2 separate regions of the Homo sapiens genome follow, and region 1 is linked to region 2. The links are chromatin loops, found by intact Hi-C in ENCODE. Cell type or tissue: heart right ventricle. All regions are shown on one strand. Links, peaks and the distances in the headings refer to the core of each region. The heading gives the core; the rest is flanking DNA.

Region 1 (2,924 bases), core at 279-2,778, 110 kb after region 2:
AACTCTGTGATAGTGGTGGTGGTGTATCCACATCACTCTGTGATGTTGGTTGTATTCACATAACACCATGATGGTGGTCACAGACTGCAAAGTTTGTCATGGTGTTCACATAACTCTGCAACGTTTGTTGTGGTGTTGACATAATTGTGCAACACCGTGGTACTGTTAGTCTCATAACATGGTGACGTTGTTGGTGATGTTTATGTAATTCTCCACTCATGGTTGTGGTATTTACATGACTGCAATATTGGAGTTGATGGTGGGGTTCACATAACTGTGAAATTTGTCATAATAGTCCCATACTGCAACCTTCATCACAGTATCACGTAATTTTGCAACATCGATGGTGGTACACACATAACTGTGCTATGGTTCTGCTGCTGATAGTCACATAATTATGACATTAATTATGGTACTTGCCTAACACTGTGACATTGGTGGTGGTGGTATTTACATATTTCTGCAATGTTTGTGGTGCTATTCACATAACTGTGATATTGATCATTGTATTCACATAGTTCTGTGATAATGGTTGTGGTTGTGTTACTCTAAGTGCAAGAGTGGTGGTTGTATTCAGGTAAATCTGTGACATTGTCATTGCTGTTCATGTGACACTGCAGTGTTGTTGCTGGTGGTCATATAACTCAATGACATTACTCATGGTGTTCACACAATCTTTTGAAAGTGGTCCTGGTATTTGCATGACTCTGCAATGCTGGTGGTAGTAGGGTTGACATGCACTGTGCAGTTCATCATGATGTGCATTCAACTCTAAGATGATTGCTGTGGTATTCACAGAACTGAGATTCATCATGGTGTTAACATAATTATGCATTGGTGCTGCTGGTGGTATGCACATGGCACTGTGACATTGCTGATGATGGTATTTACATAATTCTCTATTGGTGGCAGTGGTATTCACATGAACCCATGACATTTGCCATGATAGTCACACAATTTTGCAGCATTGGCGGTTGTGGTATTTATAATATCTCTGACAGTGAATGTGGTGTTCCCATAACTCCCTTGCTGATTATGGAATTCACATAATTTTGCATCATTGTTGTTGGTGGTATTCATGTAGCTCTGTGGTGTTGGTTATGGTGGTATTCACAATATTCTGTGATATTGGTCATGGTTGTAAACAGATAACTCTGCAAAGTTGGCTGTGTCATTCCAATAAATCTGTGAGGTTATCAGTGGTGGCATTGACATGACTCTGCAATGACAGAGAAGACAGTACTCATCTAACTTTGAGATGTCAGTCATGTTATTCGTATATGCTGTGAAGTTGATGCAGGTGGTACTCTACTCTGGTGGTCATGATATTCATATAACTGTGATGGTGGTCATGGTATTCAAATAACCCTGTGACTTGGTTGTGCGAGTCACATAACCCTGTGACAGTAGTGTTGTTGGTATTCCCATAACTGTGTCATTGGTTGCCTATTTACATAGCTCTGTCATGTTGAACGTGGCATTCATATCACGCTGCGACATCAGTGGTAGTGGTATTCACCTAACTTTATGATACTGGTGGGGATTATATTCACATAACTGCAGTGTTGCTGCTGGTGGTAGTCTTATAAACATGTAATTGTGGATGAGGTTGCAAATCATAACTCTGCAACAATGGTGGGGGTATTTATATAACTCTGCAACATTGGTCATAGTTTTCACTTAACTCTGTAATAATGGATGGAGTATTTGCATAATTCTGTGACTCTAGTCATGTTATTTATATAAATATACTCATCACCTAGCATCCACAGAGTGGTTTCAGGACCCTCTAGGATACCAAAATCCATAGATGCTCAGATCTCTTATATAATATGGTATAGTATTTACATGTAGCCTGTGCACAGCCTCCTTTATACTTTGAATCCTCTCTAGATTATTTACGATACCTAATATAATATAAATGCTATGTAAATAGTTGTTACTATATTGTTTATTTGCACTACTTTTATTGTTTTTTTTTCTATTTTCAATCCACAGTTTGTTGAATCTGTGAATGTGGGACCTGCACACATGTAGGGCTAACTGTATACGTCCATGGGGGGACAGGTATTTTCAAAACTCTGTAATAATGGTGGTAGTGTTAACATAACTCTGAATTGTTCATAGTTTTCAAATAACTCTATGGCATTGGCATGATATTTACGTAATTCCACAATGATAGTGGTAGTGTTCGTGTAACTCTGCCACGTTGGTTTTTTTGTGGTATCTTCATAATTCTCATAATTCTGGAACAGCATGGTGGTGGTGGTATTCCCGTATTCCCACAATTCTATGACATTGATGTTCATGGTATTCACATAACTCTGTTGTCAGTTGTAGTATTCATATAACTTTGTGACATAGGTGGTGGTTTTCACGTAACTCTGCAATGGTGGCTTTGGTGTTTGGATAATTCTGTGGCTTTGATGCTGGTGGTATTCACATAACTCTGTGACATTGGTCCTATTATTCACATGAACCTGTGATGTTGGTTGTTGTAATCACATAACTCTGCAATGTTGATGGTAGCCTAATTCATATTTCTCTGACATTGGTCATGGAATTCACATAACTGTGATGGTAGTGGTGCTATTCAAATATCTGCCTTGGTAGTGGTATTCTCTTAATGCTGCCACAGTGGTTGAGGTATTCAAGTAATTCCATGATGATGTTTTTGTGGTAGTCATATAACTCTAATGGTGTTAGGTATGGTAATCCCCCGAGTCTGCAAAGTTTGTTGTGGTCTTCACATATCTTAGTGACAATAGTGATATTGGTGGTGGTGCAATGGTGGGAGTAATAATCACATTTATGGGTGTATAGACAGGCTCAGATAAATTTAAAGTTATAAGAAGATATGACAAAGCCAGCCTCCAATTCACATTTTCTAAATAATTCAAATGCAGTTTTTTCTTTTTTTCTTT
Region 2 (2,924 bases), core at 305-2,804:
GGGTAAGGAGCAGGCTCTGCTGGGCTTGGGTTTTCTTCCCTGGCTGGAGGGTCAAGAGATGCTGGTCTCCACTGTTGCAGGCCCTGCAGGTGGACTGTTCCAACTGCCTGTGCTCTGGTTGTGGAATTGTGTTTGGGTTGCCTGCTGGGGCTCTGAAGCTGCCACTGGGTACAGGATCAGCCAGCCAAGGCCATCAGGTCCCTGTTGGAGGTCCCTACTAGGTCTCTTGGGATCTTCTTTCCCTTGTCCTTTGGTGGGGGGTTGGGAGGTGGCTATCTTTATTGTTGGTTTTATTTTGTGGTTGTTTTATTTCCTTTTCTGTGTTTTTCTTTTTGCCTATACCTGTTGCTTCCAGGTTGCAGATTTTTTCAAGGCCTATTCTGAGATATATGAGAGTTAAAAAGAAAACCCAGGGAACTCACCACATTGTCATTCCTCAAGTCCTGAAGTCCATAGTCAGTTGCTTTCTTTATTCCTGCTTTCAAATTCCCTTTGTCATTATCTGCTAAGTTATTTCCAGGGTTTTTAATTGTATTTACAGGGGAGGAACAGGGACAACTGAGTCTACGAGATCTTCTTCTGGAGCCAGAAGTCTGCAACTGACATTTTTAAAACCTAGATTATTAATTTTGATAATATGTGTCCAATTGAACTGAGGGTTTTTTCCAAGCAAAAAGATCATTGCAAAATAGTAGATTTCTCTGAAAGGTTTCCAGAGCTTACTTCTAGGCTCAAGGTAGGCCAGAGGTCCAGGTAGGTGGGATGCCCAGAGTCACCAGGAAATTCCTCTGGGTGGGAGGCATGGCCTGGTTCTGGTGCTCCACTGTTTCCCAACACTCGATGAAAAGCAGTAGAAAGGCTTTTTCTCCTTTCAAGAAAAAGAGGCAGTGGTGCATACACACATATTCCTCACTTGTAGGTATTTTATTTTTGAACTTTTTCCTCTATTATTAGCAGTTTTTGATTTTTATGACAACAGCCTACATACTGAGAGGTCAAATTTCAGTAACTTTCATTAGTTAGAAAGGCGGGGAACAAAACTAATTGAACTTGCCCCCTGTAAGAAGTTCTGGGCCAGTTTAAACCAGTCAGTATAAATCAGAAGGAGGTTCACTGCATGGATGGAGGGAAAGAGAGCTCCTAAGCTAACAAGAAAGGGTCACCAGCAGACTTAGAAAAAGGCTGGTCGGTTGGCAGGTTTTAGAGAGGAGCAGAGGGAAGCAGCAGGAGATGCCCGGTGGGAGGAAAAAGGGTCACATTTTTCTGACTACAGGGGTGGTGAGAGTGAGTCTAGGGCTGGATGGAGCAAATGCTTGCTAGGTTTCCTGGGCAACAGGCCCCTCCCTTCTGGCAGTCTATTAGGCTCTGAAAGGCTACAGGCAGATAAAGCTACACAGTGATAGAAGAGCATGCCTGGATCAGCTGACTCCTCAGAGAAGGCCCTGGGAAACAGCATTTCAGAAAGGCGCCCATGAAGGAGGACTTGGGGAGACAGGGGACAGGGAGGCTGGGGGCCCACTGGGCCCTGCATGGCTGCTGCAGCTCCTTCGGCTTGGGTGCATGGATGTACACACAGACTGGGAATTTGTGAAGCCACTTTGCCTGGCTTAGCAGGGCTGGGAACTGAAAGCCACCCTGCAAGGCAGGGACTGCCATTCTCATTTGCTAAAGAAGGATCAGCCAAGGCAGGACGCCTGCACGTGGCTGCCCAGCCAGCAGGCAGCAGCGGGACAGGGCATCTTCTGGAATCTGTGGGGCTGCCTTCCTCTGGAAAATGGTGACCCAGGAGGAGAAACAGAGAAAGAGAAAAATCATAGCCTAATTACCAAGCGCTTTTGCATTCCACTCGGTAGGGGTGGCCCTGAATCCTTCATTCCGACCTTTTTCTTTCCTGCTGCAGAGAAGTCCAGCCTGGGCAGTTGAGGGATGTCTCAGATAGCATGGATTAAAAGCAAGGGAGGAGGCCAGGGCTGCAGGAGGCAGGCGTCCAGGAGGAATTCTTCCAAGGGGAGGTTAGAAACATCACTGCAAAACAATGTCTGTGTATAAATTATAAAGTACTGTGATGTCAGAGAACATGGAAAGTGCCCTGGATACTGTTACAGAAGATGGTTGACTCTTTAACATATTTGAGAGAGATTCACACCCTCAAAGATAAATACAAAAGTAGAACCCAGTATTCATGCCTGATACCTTTTCTCCCATTGTGTGGCCTTTGGGGGTAAATAAATAAAATGTGTCCATTTCTTCTGGGAAAATGTGGCAAATCAATGATGAAATCATAGCAGTAAGGTCCTCAGAACCCGTCAAAAATGTCATATGTCCAGTCAGTGTGAGAATTTGGACTCTACTCACCAAGGAGGCTGTTGTGGAGAGGGCCAGAAGAGCAAAATGGCCCAGAGTCACGTGGTTTTTTGAAGGGTGGGGAGAGTCTCTCTTTGGCATTCTGGAATAGTCCTGCTCAAGCCATGTGGTTTATGTGGCACTGGTCCAGCCCTGGACAAGCAGATGTGTGTCCTTCGGGCACAGTGATGGGCTCAAGTTCTGGCCTGTCACTCATACCAGACAAACCATTTTTCCTGGGAGTTTAGCTCAGAAAATCCCTCACTCTCTCTGGATGGTGATGACGAAAGGAATCCCATGCATCAGGAGCCAAAGGAGCATCTTGCTTCCACCTGGAGAGAGAGTACCTACTTGAGAATGAGGCCAAGGAAGGCCAGCAGGGAGGGAGAGACAGAGAAGAGAGAAAGAGGAGTGCTGATATCACTTGAACACCTGGATCCTGCCGTGTCTGATGCTAGATACACCCGCTTTGGATTTCCCAGCCACACAAGCCAACACATTTCCCTTTTTAAAAAAGCTTATTTGAATTGGGTGTCTGTTACTTATAAATGAATGAGTCCCAATGAATACTGCTAGTGTAA

What was found. Hi-C counts contacts between places; a loop is a spot of excess contacts. Peaks named below come from ENCODE experiments on the same cell type or tissue, not always from the same donor. Only the 100,000 strongest peaks of a DNase experiment are listed, where the experiment ranks them.
Region 1: it touches region 2 in a loop (2.8-fold over the local background); 2 of 110 quality-filtered maps call a loop at or near these places.

The regions. Positions count from the first base shown.
Region 1 is chr9:89,113,493-89,116,416 of GRCh38, reverse strand. The region is part of intron 1 of SHC3 (SHC adaptor protein 3); the gene reads left to right. Among named protein-coding and RNA genes, the nearest start is that of SHC3, 64 kb to the left of the region's middle. In heart right ventricle, for the core only: no CTCF peak of the experiment used is centred there; no DNase peak of the experiment used is centred there.
Region 2 is chr9:89,224,782-89,227,705 of GRCh38, reverse strand. No RefSeq gene overlaps it. Among named protein-coding and RNA genes, the nearest start is that of SHC3, 47 kb to the right of the region's middle. In heart right ventricle, for the core only: no CTCF peak of the experiment used is centred there; a DNase peak (open chromatin) is centred at 1,350.